Linked DNA regions of Homo sapiens: region 2 is linked to region 1. Evidence: chromatin contacts called from ENCODE Hi-C or POLR2A ChIA-PET data. All regions are on one chromosome and are shown on one strand. The core of a region is the stretch at or near the end of the contact, and the rest is flanking DNA. Distances in the headings are between cores, read along the strand shown. Region 1 holds the start of HINFP (histone H4 transcription factor). Region 2 holds the start of BCL9L (BCL9 like).

Evidence for each region. A loop is a pair of places that touch in the nucleus more often than their neighbours do. ChIA-PET counts read pairs that join two places held with the same protein, here RNA polymerase II (POLR2A). Pooled maps may share reads with other maps.
Region 2: a pooled map shows a loop between it and region 1 (5-fold over the local background). The contact joins the promoter of BCL9L here to the promoter of HINFP in region 1. A Hi-C loop is called at or near these places in 1 of 168 maps with a recorded cell type or tissue (CD4-positive, alpha-beta T cell) and 8 of 50 pooled maps. POLR2A ChIA-PET finds 5 or more read pairs at or near these places in 5 of 52 experiments (A673, GM12878, HEK293 and 2 more).

The regions. Positions count from the first base shown.
Region 1 is chr11:119,118,648-119,123,664 of GRCh38, reverse strand. It overlaps HINFP (histone H4 transcription factor), which reads right to left and starts at 2,085. Exons shown (of 10, transcript NM_198971.3): 1 at 2,026-2,085. RefSeq lists a silencer at 2,072-2,351.
Region 2 is chr11:118,923,256-118,928,272 of GRCh38, reverse strand. BCL9L (BCL9 like) reads left to right here and starts at 2,347. Exons shown (of 10, transcript NM_001378213.1): 1 at 2,347-3,035. RefSeq lists enhancers at 34-535, 2,688-3,189, 3,561-3,630, 3,859-4,398, 4,399-4,939 and silencers at 1,223-1,282, 2,103-2,242, 2,443-2,492.

The sequences.
Region 1 (5,017 bases), core at 836-3,335:
AGGTTCAGGTGGGAGGAAGGCTTGAGCCCAGGAGGCAGAGGTTGCAAAGAGCCAAGATCACACCATTGTACTCCATCCTGGGCGGCAGACCCAGACCCTGTCAAAAAAAAAAAAAAGAAGAAAGAAATATTGAATATTGACTGCTTTTATAATGTTGTGGTAAGAAAAGTAGAAAAAAGCTTCAAAAGTCATAAAATCCCACACCTCCTCTGACTATTACAGTATGAAATGCAAGGCTCTTCTCAAAGTGGTCTCAATTTTACTTCTCCAGTTCTAGGTAGGGAAACGAACATCTATTGAGAAGCTACAGTGTGTCAGCCCTGTGGTGAGTCCTCTCTACACTTCATCTGATGTAAGAGCACCCTCATTCCAATCCAAAGATCATGCTCTTTCTCCCACATGATGCTGTTCTCTGGCTTCCTCACCCATACTTCATTCCCTCTTCCTCTGATTCAATCATCTTTGTCTCTGAATACTCTACATTCTCCTAAAACTCTCTGCCTACGCAAGTTCTTTTTTTTTTTTTTTTTTTTTTTGGAGATGGAGTCTTGCTCTGTCGCCCAGGCTGGAGTGCAGTGCTGTGATCTGGGCTCACTGCAACCTCCGCCTCCCAGGTTCAAGCGATTCTCGTGACTTAGCCTCCGAAGTATTATAGCTGGGACTATAAGCACGCACCACCACGCCCAGCTAATTTTTGTAGTATTAGTAGAGACGAGGTCTTGCCATGTTGGTCAGGCTGGTCCCAAACTCCTGACCTCAAGTGATCCGCCCGCCTCGGCCTCACAAAGTGCTGGGATTACAGGTGTGAGCCACCGCGACAGGCCTACCTATGCAACTTCTATTCGCCTTTCAAACCCCAAAGTCTTCTCTTTGATGACCCCCTTCCCAATTCATCCAGGTACAGCTGGCATATCCCATCTCTTGCCCACGGCATCCACACACATCTTTGCTATCAATGCAATGAAACTTGTTTCCCCTAGACTAGGAGTTTCTCAGGACAGTGGCCATCACTTATTCACTTCTCATTCTCAGATTCAGCACAGAGCTTTGCACACCCCAGGTACTCAATAAATATCAGGAGATAATCACATTCCGGGAAGCCTTCCTAAACTACCCCATCCCTGAATCTACTCTTGCTCCTTAGTTCTATGGCTGGCACAGCTGACACCATAAAACTTCAACCCTATTTTCATGTTGCCATGGTCGTTTTATGTGTTCTAGTCTCGTTTACCCAATTGGACTATAAGAAGCTTCTGAGCAGAAACCATATCACACCTGCCCGTGTCCCTACACTGTGCCGAGCACAAATATTCTAAACATACACCTGCTGTTAGACTGGTGGGTAAGTCCAAGGAGGCAAGCTAGCTGGCGATACAGAATGATCTGAAACCTAGGCAAAACTCCCTGACGCTCTCTGACTGTCCTCCTGTCTTCTTTAATTTCTCTTTCTGTGTCTCTTGTTTCTACTCTGAGGAGATAGGGGCATGATCTTCACTCTACCCTCTTAACACTTAAGAGGGCATATACTGTAACGCAAGACAATGAATGAACTGTGGTATTCAAGAAAAAAAGGGTCCTAAACGCCTAAGAACTCATAATTTGGCCAAAAAGATAAGACTGATACGTGAAGACAACGACCGAAACAAAGTACCCGATGAGGGAGACCAGGACAGAGAGACACCTCCGCGGTCAGGCGAAAAGGAAGTCTCCCCTAAGCAGTGGGGCCCGCACCACGCCTCGAAGGACAGGTAGAATTTGGACAGAAGGAAGGAGACCGTCCCGTTGGGCAAAACCTCTCCACTCGCAGTCCCGCAGGCTTCCCGGAATCCTTCACGCTAAGGCGTGGCGGCGACCGAGTCTCAGCCGCAGCGAAGCCCCTAGACTAGAAAGCAGGGAGGTTCCAGTCGGGGTGAGGGGACCGGACCAGGGCAGACCAGCGTGGCCAAGCGGCAAGAATACTCGCCGAGGTGGCTCGGGAAGAGCTTGGCCTCCTGCAGCCCCTGCAGAGCACATACCCCAGCTTACCGTCTGTCGGCTCCAGGTCTCTTCAGCTCTTCTCCCACCTCAGACCATCTCCGGAGAGGCGCTTGAGGGACGGTCAAGGAAAGCCAATCGTCGTTCTCGGATCCGACTGACAGCCAATGGTAGCTGTGTCTGGCGGAACCCGTGCGCACCAAAACACGGAAGGGGCGGGAACAGTGGGTGGGGCTAGGCGTCCCGGGCGGACAGAGGGGCGACAGGATACGTGCAAAAGGTAGCACGTGACCGCGCCTCGCTGCTCAGGGCAACGCAAAGGCGGGGAGCCTATGGGCCTGAGTTCCCCTAACTGCGCAGGCTCGGCCTCCGGGACCCAACGGGCATGCGCAGGGCTCGCGCCTGGTGCGCAGTGGGGTCTCCCTCACGTGGTTCTTCGCTTTAGTTGGCTGGTTGCGTGGGCCTCGCGGAGAAAAAGGCGTGGGATGCTGCCCAGCGCTGTCGGCCCCGCTCGGCTCAGATTGAAGGTTCTACCCTTTCCTTCAGCCTCTTAGTCTTATTATGTTTTAAATGTTGGTATTATATGTTTCTCTTTCCCCCCAAAACTCGGCTTCCCTTCATCCACTCGTTCAGGTCAGAAAGCTGGCAGTCATCACTGATTCCTCTCACTTCTCACATCCAATCCATTGCCAAGTTCTGTGGATTCTACCTCCTTTTAAAACAGGATATTTCAAATTTATCCCCTTTTGTTTATCTTCACCGCCTCCCCCACCTCCCCTGTCCAGTGATGACCTCCAGGCAGGATTTATACATTAGTCTAATGGGTCCCGCTGCGTGCACACTTGCTTCCTTCCAAAGCATTCTCCACTTTGCAAAAAGCAGACCTGATCAAGTTACCATCTGCTTCAGACAATTCAAAGGCATTCTATTGCTTTCAGGGCAAAGCTCCAAAACCATACTGAGGTTTTCTAGACCCTTCAGCATCTGGGCTCTCCCTGTCTACTTTTTTTTAGTCCTTCTCGACCATATTTCTTGCTCTCCAGTCGCAAATTTCTTTCACCTTTTCCACCACACCAAGCCACCTTTTACCTCTCAAGCCTTGAACTTGTTTTCTTTACCTGGAATAATCCCTTTCTCCTCCTCCCACATTTATTTGACTGACTCCTACTAATTTTTATGGTCTCAGTGTAGATGCTTCTTTTTCCAAAAAGTCTTCCTGATAGTCCTTTCTTGTATTTAACAATACAGCTCAGTCACATTGTATTTGTCTGTTTACTCTCAGTCTGCATTCTTCACTAGACTAGTTCTTCACCTTTATAACTCCATCAGTGGGCCGGGTGTCGTGGCTCACGCCTGTGATCCCAGCACTTTGGGAGGCCGAGGCGAGTGGATCACATGAGGTCAGGAGCTCAAGACCAGCCTGGCCAACATGGGGAAACCCCGTCTCTACTAAAAATACAAAAACTAGCTGGGCATCGTGGCGGGCGCCTATAATCTCAGCTACTCGGGAGGCTGAGGCAGGAGAATCGCTTGAACCCAGGAGGCACAGGTTGCAGTGAGCTGAGATGGCACCACTGCACACCAGCCTGGGCAACAGAGCAAGACTCTGTCTCAAAACAAAACAAAAAACAAAATAAAACAAAAAACCCATCACTCACTTAGCCCAGTGGCTGAAACTCAGTAAGGGTTCAAGACATACTTGTTAAATAATATACCTTAATAAAGTTGGTTAAGACTGATATTTTATTGCATTGTAGTTTTCTGTATCTTCTAATCTAAAAATAAACCTATATAATTTGTACAATCAGAAAACACATTAAATGTTCAATATATATAAAATAAAATTTAAAATGCCATTAAGATAGTAAAGTCATACTTGTGCATAAATTTTGGTTTTAACAACAGTGAGTTATAACTTGGTCCCTATTTTAAAATAGGGTTTTGCAGGGCGCGGTGGCTCATGCCTGTAATCCCAGCACTTTGGGAGGCCGAGGCGGGCGGATCATGAGGTCAGGAATTCGAAACCAGCCTGGCCAACATGGCGAAACCCCATCTCTACAAAAAATACAAAAATTAGCCAGGTGTGGTGGTGGGTGCCTGTAGTGCCAGCTACTCAGGAGGCTGAGGCAGGAAAATCGCTTGAACCTGAGAGGCAGAGGTTGCAGTGAGCCAAGATCACTCCACTGCACTCCAGCCCGGGCAACAGAGAGAGACTCTGTCTCAAAAAAAAAAAAAAAGCGTTTTAAAAAATGTAATTCAAAAGTAACAAAATATATCTTACCAACTTTATTCATTCAAAAATGCATATAGTAGTACTTCATGAAATGCCATCCTCATTTTAATTCAGATTTACACCACTGAAAATAGCTTTTAGCTTTATTTAGCAATTTTATGAAGAAAAAGTTCATTCACAGAGCTGTGTAAACTCAAACATAGGTTACAGAGCAAAAATTTCAGGATTGCTCTGGGATCCATATATATGTTTCCAAAATTTAAAGCAGTGTCATTCTGTCTAGCATAGTTTACTTCTATCTCAATCTGCTTCTCTTGAAAACAAGCCACAATTTTGGCTGGGTAATTCAGACATATCCTGAGATTTGTTCTTTAAAAGCTGCCACAAAAACTGAAAGCATAATTCATACTCATTAAAAGCTGTGGATCCCTTCTGAAAGTGTGAAATGGATTAAGTTGATGAAAATATGTTTCGTATTTTTTTCATTCATTTAAAAATTCCCTATTTTTGAAACGTGATCAGGCTCTTCTTCACTAAAATATGTGATTCCATGGAACTCTGGGCAGCTCAGTACTGGAAGCTCAATACAGATTCCAGTTACCATCTACTCATTCCCCAGGTCCTGTAGAACTCTGAATACCTGTTCTCCCATCAACAAAAGTTTCTTGTGCAATCACAAGTTCACTGTGTTTGGTTGTCGTGTCATACTGGTAGAAAAACTGTTCCTCTGTGAACCACTAAGAGTTACATTTCTTAGACTGGGGAAACAGCTTGAAAAATCTCTTTGAATTTTCATGACTTAGAATTGAA
Region 2 (5,017 bases), core at 1,098-3,597, 200 kb after region 1:
TGACACAGTGACACACAGATACACGGAAAGACAGAGGTTCCCCGAGTTGGCCAGTAGAGGGAGCCGCTCGATTCCAGCAAGGGCCCCCTGCCTCTCTCCTTTCCTCCTGGCTCTCTCCAGGGTTCCACCCAGAACTTGTGGCTGCCCAGAGCTCAGCTCCGAATCCCAACCTGGAACCTCCGCTGGGGGAATGAGTCACAGCCCCACCCAGGGGAGCGCTCCGCGTGGCTGCTCCATAGGACATGTATTGTGCACCATTTAAGAGACCCCTGGCAACACAGACTCACTTGCCCCTGCAAACACTGTTTTGGACCTACTACGAACCAGGAATTGTGCCAAAGAGATCATAACAAGCCCCTTTGGCTTGTCATATATGTAAGGGGAGACTGATCCACATAAATGCAGTGGTCCCCTCTAAGAAGCACCCTGTTGGAGAAGTGGGGGCCCATATTATGTCTTTCTGGAGAGGAGATAAGAAATTAAACCTTATTTCCATGGGTCAGGTACTAGCCTAGGTGCTGGGATCTTTCACATTAGAAGCCTCTCTGGGCTTTGGTTTTCTTTTCTTTTAAGTGGGGATAAAATCGACTTCTCAGGACTGTGGTGATTCAACCCCCTAACCCAGGACAGTGCTTGGCACAGCAGGCTGGCACTTGGAAAAGTTTTGGTGATTGGATCAAAGCATCATCATGAGACAACGTGCATGAAAATGCTTTGTAAGCAGTGATGGGACACATGGGGGGGGGTTACTATGTTATCTTCTTTCAGGTTTTTGTCCCCTTCCACCTGTGCCTCCCTAAACCTTGTCCAGTGCCCAGCTGTTGGCACCATCAACCCCTCAAGGCCCTTAGGAATCTTTTGGGGGAAATCAGACATATATATATATGTGTGTGTGTGCATACACCTATACATATATAGGGGTGTGTGTGTGTATATATATATGTGTGTGTGTGTGTGTGACAAGATACAACACATCAGGAAGTACTCAGATGCTATGATGGGATAGGTGGTCAGAAGAGAGGGAGGTCAGTGAGGCTAGAACTATCTGGGGACCATCTGTGAGGAGGGGCAGGGGAGAGGGCCGAGGAAACAGCAGGAACAAGCAGGCTGGCTAGTGTTCTTCCTATCAGACACAGTCAATGCTTGTCACTTGCTATTAATTCTGGGTGGGTGGGGACAGTAGGAAACAGGGAAAGTGCCCTGGGATAAGGAGACCCAAATTCTAGTCCTGGGCTTACCACTTTCTAGCTGGGTAGCTCTGGGTAAGTCCTTAGGTAATGCAAACCTCAATTTCCTCACCTCTGTAATGGGACCATAACCTCTTTCTTGCAGGTTTGTGGTGAGCATTGAAACATGTGAAATGTTTTTAAAAAGCGCTTTGGGCCGGGCGCGGTGGCTCACGCCTGTAATCCCAGCACTTTGGGAGGCCAAGGCAGGTTGATCACCTGAGGTCAGTAGTTCGAGACCAGCCTGGCCGACATGGTGAAACGCTGTCTCTACTAAAAATACAAAATTAGCCGGGCATGGTGGCAGGTGCCTGCAATCCCAGCTACTTGGGAGGTTCAGGCAGGAGAATCGCTTTAACCCAGAAGGCAGAGGTTACAGTGAGCTGAGACCGCGCCTTTGCACTCCAGCCTGGGCAACAAGAGCGAAACTCCATCTCAAAAAAAAAAAAGGGCTTTACATTTTCTTTTTCATTGCCTCGATCGTCCTATAGGGTGGTGAGAGTGTGTGTGTGTGTGTGTGTGTGTGTGAGAGAGAGAGAGAGAGAGAGAAGCACTTTGAGGTTAGGTTAGGAGAGTTCTTTTGAGAAGACAAAGGTTTCACTTCCACAAACATTTTCTTAGCATGCACTTTGTGCTGCTGAGGATTGAGATGAAAAAACTCAGTCTGTGTCCTCAAGGACCTCATGGTCTACTAGGAGAGACATGAATAAAGAGATGCTCAGTGCATTATGGATGTGGGTGGGTACAACGAAGAGGGGACCCAGTGCTGTGTGTGTGTGTGTGTGTGCGCGCGCGTGTGTCCAGGCAACTTCCACTCCTTCCAATCAGTGCAGATAGGAAGGTAGGTTTGTCAAACCTTTCCCTAGCCTGGGATGTTGTTGGCGCGTCTCCTCCCCAGTTCTCAGGAGTGAGGAGGAGAGCAGAAACCCCCCTCCCCGCCCCCGGGCCAACCTGCCTCCCGCTAGCCGGCCGGGCGCCTTACCGAGTCAGACCACTGGGAGGCTGGGGGAGCCGGGTTGGGCGAGGAGGCAAGCGAGATGGGGGAGCTCTTATTTTGACAGGGGCCTCTCCGGGCTCTGGTATGAAGGCAGAAGGAGGCAGCCAGAGAGCCCCGATGCTTATTCAGGCTGGGGAGTGGAGCCGAGTGGAGGGGCAAGCGAGGCTCCGGCAGCGCAGGGGAGCCCGGGGAGGCGGCGGCGCGCGGCGGAGCCAGTGGCTGGACATGCCCCGGACCCGGGGCCGCTGCACCACCGCCGCCGCCCGGAGCCAGCCGGCCGGACGCCCGCACGCCTGGGTCCCCCGGCGCCGCGCCGCCCGGGGGCTGTGACCCGGACCCTCGGAGTCCGACCAACAATAAGCGCCCAGACAGCCCCTCCCCACCCAGCGCCCGGCATTCCCGCGGGCTTTGGGGAAAGGAAAGGAGAGGCGAGGAAGGAAGGAAGGAAGCAAGCAAGCAAGCAAGGGAAGGAGGAGCAGGAGCAGGAGCCGGAGCCCTGAGGTTCGGGGCCGAGACCCCGGCCCCGCGCCCCGGCCCCGGCGGGTGTGCGCGCTCTCCCGCCACTGCCCGGCGCCCGCGACCATGCTCCGCGGTTGGGAGGCAGGAACCCAGGCACCCAGCGATCCCCGGATAGCCTCTCCCGGGCCGGGCTGGTATTGAGATCAAGGCGTCCAGGATCAAAAGATCACCGCCTGCCCGCCCCCTCTGCATCTCCAACTGGCGAGCAGGAGGACCCCCATCCACACAACGACCCTGACCTGGTCATGGCGTCCAGCTCCGGCCTGGCGTGAGGACCCCCCAATCCGCGTGAGGTGAGGGGTGGGCTGGGGGCAAGGCGAAAGTCATGCCAGGCCAGCAGAGGCGCGAGGAGGGAGATCCAGTTTGAATCGGGGAGGGGAAACACAGTCTGATTGTCTCTTGCTCTCTGGCACGTACCCCCAGGCTGTTTAAGGTGTGGGGGACTCCCCCAGGGTCAGTGGAGGCTACTCTTAAGCCCCCAATCAGGTTGGCAGCTCCAGAACACCGTGGGGAGGGCTTAGGGACAGCCAGGGGACCCTGCCACCCTAGCGCAGAGAACAAGGCCGGCCTTGGGCCAGCTGGAGCAGCGAACCTTGCCCTGGGGGCTTCTGGGAGATGTAGTCCCCCTCCCAGGCTCACCAACCCCGTGGGTCTCAGCACCCCAGCCCTCCTCCTCTGGCTGATAGGAGCCTCCAGAAGGAGGTGGGTTGGGACTGGGGAGAGCTGGGGGTCACCCTTTTCTCCCAGGCACTGCCTGTGAGTAGCGGGGGCTGTGACTGAGGAGTCTCTTCTTCCAAGGCTTCTGAGTGATGTGGGCTTGGCTGGGGGGTGGGGCAGTCATACAGTTCCTTGGAAGTGTCCCTGCGCTGCTAAGGGGAGGTGGCCCCTGTCTTGATCCAAAGGAACCCTCGGGGAAGAATGTAGGAAGAGAAGTGAGCTTAGGCTTCTTGTTGCGCTGGGGTAGGTCCTATTCCAGGGCTGCTGGAATTTGGTTTCAGAAGAGACAGAGGGCTGCTCTCTCCTTCTGAGAAGGATAGTGTCCCTTGAAGTCTAGGAGTCTGGAGGGTGTCTCTCTGGAGCAATGAAGCTAGGATCAGCTACTGTCTGTCTGTCCAGCTTCCTTCCTTCCGGGTTTTTCTGACACCCCCTCTCTCCCTTCTCTTTCTGTCTACTGCTTGGGGTGTGTGTCTGTGTCTGTGTCTGTGTCTGGGGGAACCTCTGCTGCGAGGAGAAAAAGTGTTGCTCTGAGAGAGGTGAACTGGGCGTGTGTTTGAGCCCTCACAAAGGGGTTCCAAGCCTCCCTGGATCTTCTGCCCTCACTCCCAGCCTTGGTTTAGTGTGAAAGCTGACTGTGCCCTGTATCTGCTCCAACTCTGCTGCTGCCTCTGAGCAGCTCTCTGGATGAGACCACCACAGTGAGTGGGCTTCCACTGTCTTCTCCTTCTCTTCTTGGTCTCTCCAGGGAGCAGCCACTTCCGGGCAGGGGCTGCCTTGCTCTTCTGCTGCCTCTCAGCATGGGCCGGGCTACCTTCTCCAGGTCAGGACCACAATTTCATGACCCCAGAGGAGGAGCATGCTCAGGCCCTGTCTTCCTGGTGTCAGCTCTGAGGCCCTGCTGATAGAGGCCTCAGGACAGGACAGGGAGAGAATGGGTGAGGAAGGTGAGGAGCAGGGAGAGAGACTGGGAGGCTGGTGCCAGGAAGGAAGGTGCCGCCTCCCCCAGGTGATTTGCCTCCTTGGCCTTGGAGAGCCAGGCCTGGAAGCAGCCTTCTGGCCACCTCCCTCTAGGGGTTCCCTGCTTACCCATGTTGCTCCTGAGTGGGGTGGGGTGATGGTTCACAGCAGGAAGGGTGCTGAGGGGCAGGTAGAATACCTAAAATCTTGGATCCAGAGTGACTCTTGTGCCTGGAGTAGAAGGGGTCCCATGACTGGTGATGGGTTCTGGAGGCCCATATGGAGGTTCAGAATGAGTCTCTACTAGGATGGGGAGTCATGGGACCGGAGAGATACTACAGGGTCCTAGAGAGGGATTGGCAGTCCACAGAAATCTAGCGCCTCAGTGGCAATTTGGGACCTATTGATCTTGCCTGTTGAATCTGTGTTGGGTACCCATGACCCTGCTTAGCTAGTTCCTGCCTTTGGAGTCCTGGTACCTGGGTTAAGCGGGAGCCCTAGGCTGGGGTCTCAACTTCCAGACCAGGCAGGACAGTAGCCTCTGGGCAGGGGCCTAGGGGGTGGCAGTGTCGGCTCAGCAAGGGCTGGAATGCCTGGCACC